2 separate regions of the Homo sapiens genome follow, and region 1 is linked to region 2. A link is an interaction called in ENCODE POLR2A ChIA-PET data of the cell type or tissue named here. Cell type or tissue: GM12878. All regions are shown on one strand.

Evidence for each region. Peaks named below come from ENCODE experiments on the same cell type or tissue, not always from the same donor. Only the 100,000 strongest peaks of a DNase experiment are listed, where the experiment ranks them.
Region 1: POLR2A ChIA-PET joins it to region 2 with 5 read pairs; 2 of 35 experiments call an interaction of 5 or more read pairs at or near these places.

What each region holds. Positions count from the first base shown.
Region 1 is chr16:10,784,153-10,789,152 of GRCh38, forward strand. The region is part of intron 2 of TVP23A (trans-golgi network vesicle protein 23 homolog A); the gene reads right to left. Among named protein-coding and RNA genes, the nearest start is that of TVP23A, 32 kb to the right of the region's middle. In GM12878, no CTCF peak of the experiment used is centred here; no DNase peak of the experiment used is centred here.
Region 2 is chr16:10,327,738-10,332,737 of GRCh38, forward strand. No RefSeq gene overlaps it. Among named protein-coding and RNA genes, the nearest start is that of ATF7IP2, 56 kb to the right of the region's middle. RefSeq lists silencers at 1,815-2,109, 3,822-4,022. In GM12878, no CTCF peak of the experiment used is centred here; a DNase peak (open chromatin) is centred at 1,954; H3K4me3 peaks cover 387 bases; H3K27ac peaks cover 310 bases.

The DNA.
Region 1 (5,000 bases), 460 kb after region 2:
GTGAAACCCTGTCTCTACTAAAAATACAAACATTAGCCAGGTGGTGCACACCTGTAATCCCAGCTACTAGGGAGGATGAGGAAGGAGAATTGCCTGAACCCAGGAGGCGGAGGTTGCAGTGAGCCGAGATCTCACCACTGCACTCCCACCTAGGCGACAGAGCAAGACTCTGTCTCAAAAAAAAGAAAAAATATCAACCTGGGCAACATGGTAAAACCCAATCTCTACCAAAAAAAGAAAAAAAAAAAAAGAAAGAAAATTAGCCAGGCATGGTGGCACACGCCTACAGTCTCAGCTACTTGGAGTGCTAAGGTGGGAGGATGGCTTGAGCCTGGAAGGCAGAGGTTGCAGTGATCCGAGATCACACCAATGCATTCCAGCCTGGGCAACAGAGCAAGACCTTGTCTCAAAAAAAATAAATAAATAAAGAAGAAAGAAAGAAAAAAAAACCTCATAAAATGTACAACATCAAGAGTAAACCCTGATATAAACTATGGATTTTAGTTAATAATAATGTATTGGTTCATCAAGTGTAACACATATACCACACTAATGCAAGATGTTTAAAATGGAGAAATTGGGGGAGAAGGGGAGTATATAAAAATTATATGAACTTTCTCCTCAAACTTTGCTACAAAACTGAAACTGCTCTAAAAACAGAGCCAGGTCCAGGTGTGGTGGCTCACACCTATAATCCCAGCACTTTGGGAGGCCGAGACAAGTGGATCACCTGAGGTCAGGAATTCAAGACCAGCCTGACCAACATGGTGAAACCCCATCTCTAAAATACAAAAAGTAGCTGAATGTGGTGGCGGGCGCCTGTAATCCCAGCTACCTGGGAAACTGAGGCAGGAGAATCCCTTGAATCCGGGAGGCGGTGGTTGCAGTGTGCTGAGATCACAACACTACACTCCAGCCTGGGTGACAAAGCGAGACTCCGTCTCAAAAAAAAAAAAAAAAAATAGAGCCAGGCCGGGCATGGTGGCTCACGCCTATAATCCCAGCACTTTGGGAGGCCAAGGCGGGTGGATCACCTGAGGTCAGGAGCTCACGACCAGCCTGGCCAACATGGTGAAACCTGCCTCTATTAAAAATACAAAAATTAGCCAGGTTTGGTGGCGGAAGCCTGTAATCCCAGCTACTCAGGAGGCTGAGGCACGAGAATCGCTTGAACTGGGGAGGTGGAGGTTGCAGTGAGCAGAGATCGCACCACTGCACTCCAGCCTGGGTGACAGAGCAAGACTCCATCTCAAAAAAAAAAAGAGCCAGAATTTATAAAAGTGGGTGGACATAGGTATGAAGCTCTGTCTAAGAGTACACAGAGAAACTGGGAGGAGGCACAAACATCACTGTCCCACAACTTCTAAAGCAGGTCTGATTTGGGGGTGTAAACCCTGAATATCTGAGACAGGTCTCAGTTATTTTAGAAAGTTATTTTCCCAAGGTTGAGAACACACTCAGGAGATCCTGACAACATGTGTCCAAGGTGATCAGAGCACAGCTTGGTTTTGTACATTTCAGGGAGACAGGAGACAACAATCAACTTATGTAAGATGAACATTGGTTGGGTCTGGAAAGGCGGAACACCTTTCCAGGCATCTGCTTCTCAGATCTATGTGATTGTACTCAATAAATAGTGTGGAGACCAGAACTCTGAGCCCTTTGCAGCCTCTGATTTGCTCTGGCCCCCTGGCTCCCACCTTTATGAACTCTTAACCTGTCTCTTCTCATTCCTTTGTCACCACCGGACTTTGGGTACCCTACAGGTGGTGTTGAGGCTGGTCCCCAACAGAGACCAGCCTGACCAACATGATGAAACCCCGTCTCTACTAAAAATACAAACAATTAGCTGGGAGGGGTCTTCCAGGTCATAGGTAGATTAGAGACAAATGGTTGTGTTCTTTTAAGTTTCTGATGAGTGTCTCCAAAGGAGGCAATCAGATATGCATTTATCTCAGTGAGCAGGGGAGTGACTTTGAATAGAATGGGAGGCAGGTTGGCCTTAAGCATTTCCCAGTTTGACTTTTCCCTTTAGCTTAGTGATATGGGGGCCCCAAGATTTATTTTTCATCCACAGGGGAAGGTGAGTTCATCCTAAATTCGGCAGTGATCTAACAATGTCTTTAAAAGTTGTCCTGTGGCCAGGTGCAGTGGCTTAGGCCTGTAATCTCAGCACTTTGGGAGGCTGAGTCAGGAGGATCACTTGAGGCCAGGAGTTTGAGGCTGCACTGAGCTATGATCACACCACTGCACTCCAGCCTGGGGACAGAGGGAGAACTTGTCAAAAAAAAAAATACCCTTTACTTTGAAAACTGTACTCCTTTTTTTAAGCCCATCTCCAACTAGAATTCCTCATGAAACATCACATTTTAAATTCTGTGTCCTCTTTCAGACACTCTGGAAACCTTCCTGCTTCTCAGTATGGCAGGCCTGAAGAAAGGCATTCTCTTCCCTTCTTGGTTTGCTTTGCTCTGTGATGATGTCTAGAATTTGCTTAAAAATAACCTGAGTGTGCGGGGATGGGAGGGGGTGAAGATGAAACGGGCCACATCCTGGTGATGACTGGGGATGGGCATTGGGAACCTGGTGATGACTGGGGATGGGCATTGGGAACGTCAGGTTCATTGTTCTCTATACTTTTACGTAAATTTGAATTTAAAAGTAGAAGAAGAAAGAAATCGGCAGAAGCAGCCCTGACTTTGCATTGAGGCCAGATGCCTTTTGGGATAAACCAAGCTCATGGGCTGATATTCTGGGTACCTAGATGGCCCAGCTGTGGTCCAAAAAAAAAAAAAATTTAGACCTAAAAATCCCCCATTGAGTAATGGACTGTTACAGCTGGATACATGAAGAAAATTCCAGAAAGCAGGTCCTTTCTTCTGGGCTTACCAGTTCCTCTACAAAAAAAGAGGCCACCCCTCTCTGAAGTACAAATGCCCAACCCTCCCTGCACCTGGCCAGCGTGGTGCAGGGAAAGCCAGAGGGTCCAGCCCCACGCTCCTGCTCCATGCTTGCTGGGTATGCAGTCCTGGACAAAGTACTAAACCCTTTTTGATATAGGAGTTAAGAAGAAATTATTTAGGCAGATAGTGAGGATATGAGAGTCCTCTGTAAGGTTTTCCTTTTAATGAAAAGCAGCCCCAAAATTATTTTCTTTCCCAATAAAGAGCAGCCTGTAAAATCCAGCTGCAGACAAGCAAGCTGGAAGCTTGCACAGGTGAAGGCCAACAGCTGTGCCAATAGGAAAAGGCTACCTGGGACTAGGTATGTTCAAAATGGCGGCTCCATCTTCCCTTCTCCTTTCCAGTCACGTGTACAGTAAGGGGCAGGCAACATGGGGCAGGCAACATGGCACCAGCCAAGTGGAAAGCTCATTTGCATAATAAGATTAGGGTTGGGGGGGCAGCCTTCCGTGAGCGCTATGTGAATGTCACCCCGGTCCAACCAATCTGTGGGCTCTATGTAAATCAGACACTGCCTCCTTAAGCCTGTCTATAAAATCTGGTGCAGTCTGCAGTGGGCTGGTTTTTTTCCCTTTCAGAAGCCCCTCTCTCTCACAGGAGAGAGAGCTGTTCTCCTCTCTCTTTCTTTTGCCTATTAAACCTCCCCTCCTAAATTCACTCCTCATATGTGTCAGTGTCCGTGATCTTCTTGGCATGAGATGACAAACCCAGGGTATTTACCCCAGACAACAATGCCGCTTCACTTTGAGCCTCACATTATCCATCCATAAAATGAGACAGTAACATTTGCGTCAGATGCCGGAGGCTTTCAACTAATAGAGTCAAACTCTGTAAAATATTTAAAGAGATTAATCCTGAGCCAAATATGAGAACCGTGACCCATGACACAGCCCCATGGGGTCCTGAGAACATGTGCCCAAGGTTGTCGGGCTACAACCTGGCTTCATACATTTTAGGGAGACAAAGGCATCAATCAATACATGCAAGATGTACACTGGTTTGGTCTGGAAAGGCAAAACAACTCAAACAGGGAGGGCGCTTCTGGGTCATAGGTAAATTCAAAGATTTTCTGATTGGCAATTGGTTGAGTTATTATCTAAAGACCTGGAATCAAGAGAAAGGAGTGTCTGGGTTAAGATGAGGGGTTGTGAGCAAGGTTTTTTTTTTGTTTTTTTTTGAGATGGAGTCTTGCTCTGTCGCCCAGGTTGGAGTGCAGTGGTGCGATCTCAGCTCACTACAACCTCCATCTCCCGGATTCAAGCGATTCTCCTGCCTCAGCCTCCTGAGCAGCTGGGACTACAGGCGCCCGCCACCACACCCGGCTAATTGTTTGTATTTTTAGTAGAGACAGGGTTTCATCATGTTGGTCAGGCTGGTCTCTGTTGGGGACCAGCCTCAACACCACCCGTAAGGTACCCGAAGTCCGGTGGTGACAAAGGAATGAGAAGAGACAGGTTAAGAGTTCATAAAGGTGGGAGCCAGGGGGCCAGAGCAAATCAGAGGCTGCAAAGGGCTCAGAGTTCTGGTCTCCACACTATTTATTGAGTACAGTCACTTAGATCTGAGAAGCAGATGTTCAGGGGTGAAACGGGGAAAGGGAGACAGTATGTCATACTGTAGTAGTAGCGGTTTAAATGAATCTCCTTTGTGCTCAAACAGCGTATTTTTAACTTAACAGAGAGTAGCTAGTAGGAGTGGGCTTAACAAGGAGCCTGCATGTCTCTCCACATTCCAGTGCTTCAAAGGAGTGTCCTTCTCCTTGAACACAGTGTTTGCAGATAAGAGAGCAGGTCTCACTCTGAGCATGGGAACATGATGGCAATTAGGAGGCTTTCCTCCTCAGCGGCCTCTTGTGGCTTTCCACAACTTATTGTCCCATATTTTTATGGCCAGTTTATGCAGGCACCCCACAAGCCTTTTTCCCAACAGATCTCGAACTCCTGACCTTGTGATCCACCTGCCTCGGCCTCCCAAAGTGCTGGGATTACAGGCATGAGCCACCGTGCCCGGACAAGAGCAAGGTTTTTATATCACAGA
Region 2 (5,000 bases):
AAAATATGCCACTTTGACATAAGAATTATTTTGAGCTGAAGGCATTTCATTTTCTAAAACCCCTAAAATAAGTCAAAGAAACTCAATTGTCATAAATCCCCTTCCCAGGAACAATTCTACTCTTCTCAGAGAGGAGTCGCCAGCACACCCAAGCACTCATTGTCACAAGACCATCATATCTCCTATCTGTTCTCATAAGGGCCCATTCATCCTTCCAAAAAGTCATTTGCTTTTCCATAAATGCCCTTTCACTGCCCCCTCCCACCTGTCCTCTGCTAAGTTAGGTATTATAGAGCCCCCAATTTTTATGTATTAGTTATTATTATTATTATTATATTTTTGAGATGAAGTTTCACTCTTGTTTCCCAGGCTGGAGTGCAATGGTGTGATCTCAGCTTTTTGCAACCTCTGCCTCCTGAGTTCAAGCGATTCTCTTGCCTCAGCCTCCCGAGTAGCTGGGATTACAGGCGCCCGCCACTAGGCCCTGCTAATTTTTGTATTTGTAGTAGAGACGGGGTTTCACCATGTTGGCCAGGCTGGTCTCAAACTCCTGACCTCAGGTGATCCACCCTCCTCGGCCTCCCAAAGTGCTAGGATTACAGGCATGAGCCACCATGCCCGGCCTATTATTATTTTTTTGAGACAGGGTCTCATTCTGTCACCCAGGGTAGAGTGCAGTGGTGCAATCATGACTCACTGCAGCTTCAACCTGGCCTAGAGCCCAGATTCTAACCACTGCTTTTGTCAGAGGCCTTAAAACCAGCATGCCTCCATCTTGAGTGAGGGCTAGGAAAATGAGGCTGGGACTTACGGGGCTGCATTCCCAGAAAGGTATTCCTAGCCTCTAGATGTTTACAGTTAAGGGAACAGATTGATAGTGTTTACCGAACAGACTCAGACTTGGGAGTGTCCAGATATCCCGATATCTGGAGAGCAAAGGCATCCCTAATTTTGGTTTAAAGATAATAGGCCTGGCATGGTGGCTCACACCTGTAATCCCAGCACTTTGGGAGGCTGAGGTGGGCAGATCACCTGAGGTCAGGAGTTCCAGACCAGCCTGGCCAACATGGCGAAACCCCGTCTCTACTGAAAATACAAAAATTAGCTGGGCATGGTGGTAAACACCTGTACTCCTGGTTACTCGGGAGGCTGAGGCAGGGGAATCGCTTGAATCTGGGAGGCAGAGATTGCAGGGAGCTGAGATAGCACCACTGCAATCCAGCTTGGGTGACAGAGCAAGATTCTTTTTTTTTTTTTTTTTTTGAGACAGAGTCTCACTCTGTTGCCCAAGCTGGAGTGCAGTGGCCCCATCTCGGCTCCACCTCCCGGGTTCATGCCATTCTCCTGCCTCAGCCTCCCGAGTAGCTGGGACTACAGGTGCCCACCACCACGCCCAGCTAATTTTTTTAGTAGAAACGGGGTTTCACCACGTTAGCCAGGATGATCTCGATCTCCTGACCTCGTGATCCTCCTGCCTCGGCCTCCCAAAGTGCTGGGATTACAGGCATGAGCCACTGCGCCCGGCTGCAAGACTCTTATCTCAAAAAGAAAATAATAAAAATAGGCCGGGCATGGTGGCTCACGCCTGTAATCCCAGCACTTTCGGAGGCCAAGCTGGGCAGATAACCTGAGGCCTGGAGTTTGAGACCAGCCTGACCAACATGGAGAAACCCCATCTCTACTAAAAATACAAAATTAGCCAGGCATGGTGGTGCATGCCTGTAATCCCAGCTACTCGGGAGGCTGAGGCAGGAGAATCGCTTGAACCTGGGAGGTGGAGGTTGCAGTGAACCGAGATTGCACCATTGCACTCCAACCTGGGCGACAGAGTGGAACTCCGTTCAAAGAATAAAAAAAAAAAAAAAAAAAAAAGCCCCAGAACTTGTGACATTAACCTGTGCTTGCAGATGTGCTTGCTTACAGAAATGAAGGCCGGATGTCAGTAACCACAAACGAGCCACAGGATAAGAACTGTGGCTCCCAAGTCTGAGTCTGTATAGTAAACACTACCATCCTGCTACCCGGACCTGAATCCTTGCTTTTTCGCTGTATGAAAATATTCACCTGGGATGGGGAGAAATGTGCTTTGCTAGGCATATATAGTGCCAGTGGAAAAGAAAGAAGGAGACTGTGCATGCTCCAGTTCTCCCTGGAAGGTCCCACCTTTTTCCATAAATCACCACCCCCCAGTCTCCACCTACATGTTCTAAGAGACCTTAAAAACCCCCCTTCACCATACCCTCAGGGAGAAGGTGCTTTGAGCATGTGCTCTACTTCTCCATTTCTTTTCTTTTCTTTTCTTTTCTTTTCTTTTTTTTTTTTTTGAGACAGAGTTTTGCTCTGTCGCCCAGGCTGGAGTGCACTGGTGCAATCTCGCCTCACTGCAACCTCCGTCTTGCGGGTTCAAGCAATTCTCCTGCCTCAGCCTCCCAAGTAGCTGGGATTACAGGCACCCACCACCATGCCCAGCTAATTTTTTTTATTTTCTGTACAGATGGGATTTCACCATGTTGGCCAGGCTGGTCTCGAACTCCTGACTTCAGGTGATCCACCTGCCTCAACTTCCCAAAGTACTGGGATTACAGGTGTGAGCCACCACGCCCGGCCTGAAATTTTTTTTTTTTATCAACACGGAACTCCAAAAGTTGAAACCTACTGGACAAAGAGTTTAGGAGAACCTGAGTAGAGTTTGGTGAAGAAGAGAATCTCTGTCACAGGTCATTTGAGTGTTTGAATAGAGCATTGTTCTACGCTTGACATCGGGGACTCTATCTTGGGCTACTGACCCCAGACTGAACTAATGATGAACTTTTTTTTTTTTTTTTTTTTTGAGACAGAGTCTCTGTCTCCCACGCTGGAGTGCAGTGGCACGACTATGGCTCAGTGGCTCACTGCAGCCTCAACCTCCCAGGCTTATGCAATCCTCCTGTCTCAAACTCCTGAGTAGCTGGAACGACAGGTGTGCACCACCACACCCAGCTAATATTTTTGTATTTTTTGTAGAGACAGAGTTTCACCATGTTGCCCAGGCTGGTCTTGAACTCCTGGGCTAATCTGCCTGCCTCAGCCTCCCAAAGTACTAGGATTTTAGGTGTGAGCCACTGTGCCTAGATTGGGTGGTGGACTTTGAGACCCACAAAGAACTGTGAAAAACAGTTCTCTCACAAACAACCATGCTCTCGACAATATACAATACAAGGAATCTGGTCCTAATCTTTAGGGACAGTCTGTGTAGTTTTTTCCTAACTGACCCAAATGTACCCTTCCACTAATGACTAACAACTTCTTTGCTTAATCCATCAATAAAATAATCTGGTAATTTATGTCATCTGAAAAATTTCCTATAAGCCTTTCTTGTCCCTCTTGGGTGGTGGTCTCTGGGGCCTGGTTGCAACCCCCATTCCTGAATAAATGCTTATTTGCCTCTGACCTGTTGATTCCTTTTTTTTTCTTTCTTTCTTTTCTTTCTTTCTTTCTTTTTTTTCTGATAGTCTGGACAAAATCTGAACAGAATTTACAGAAAAGTAGAAGAGAGAATAATTGAAGCATCTCTTATTGGGTCAGGTGCAGTGGCTCACTCCTGTACTCCCAGAACTTTAGGAGACTGAGGCGAGAGTATCACTTGAACCCAGGAGTTCAAGACCAGCCTGGACAACAGAGCAACACCCCGTCTCTACAAAAAGTAAACAATAAATTAGCTAGGCTTGTTGTGCGCGTCTATAACCCAGCTACTCAGGAAGCTGAGGCAGAAGGAGCACTTGAGCCCAGGAGCCTGAGGCTGCAGTAAGCTATGATGGAATGACTGCACTACAGCCTGGGCAACAGAGTGAGACTTGTCTCCAAAAAAATAAAAATTTAAAAGAAAATCTTATCTCTGGATTGCCTCCTGTACTCCTCCTTCTATGTCAGCCTTGGAGGTGCGTGTTTACAGTTCCAAGGATCAGAAAGCCCATAATTTTTTTTTTTTTTTTTGAGACGGAGTCTCGCTCTGTGTCGCCCAGGCTGGAGGGCAGTGGTGTGATCTCGGCTCACTGCAACCTCCACCTCCCGGGTTCAAGCGATTCTCCTGCCTCAGCCTCCTGAGTAGCTGAGATTACAGGTGCGTGCCACCATGCCCAGCTAATTTTTGTATTTTTAATAGAGACAGGGTTTCACCATGTTGGTCAGGCTGGTCTCAAACTCCTGACCTTATGATCACCGGTCTCCTCAGCCTCCCAAAGTGCTGGGATTACAGGCATGAGCCACTGTGCCTGGCCTCAGAAAGCCCATGATTTTGTGCTATGAAATCAAAAGGCTGGACCTTGTAAAGGAGCCAGTGGTCACCTCCAGCTCCCCTTTAGCTCCTATGTGGGCTCTTTGGCTGGATCTAGACACCAAATTGACACCATGCAGATTAACAAAAGTATATACATTTTATTAGTTTTACCTGTACATGGGGGTCTTCATAATAGCGTGAAGTTCAAACAAGTGGCTAAAGATAGATGCTTGTATACTATTTGTACACTATTTAGATTACATTTGAGAAGAAATGACAGGAAAACCTGGCTAGGGCAATAAATTTTCTAGGGGAGTTGCTAGGAGATATATGGGGGTGTCAAACAGTGGAAGATAAAGATTGTTTCATTAAGTATGTTTATTCAGGTCCATCACAGTCCCCAATTCCCAGTCTCTGGTGATAAGGGCTATTTTCTCACCCTGGTATGTGACAGCCCTCCTCCCAGAGGAATTTTTATGGCCTGCTGCATGCACAAAGAGAGAGGTCAGTTAGCCCTTTTTAATTTTTTTTTTTAGAGCAAGGTCTTGCTCTTGCTCTGTCACCAGGCTGGAGTGCAGTGGCATGATCATAGCTCACTACAGCCTCAAACTCCTGGGCTCAAACCATCCTCTTGCCTCAGCCACTCAAGTAGCTGTGATTACAGGCATGCTCCACCAAGCCCAGATAATTATTTCACTTTTCTTTTTATAGAGATAGGGTCTTGCTATGTTGCCTAGCTGGTCTC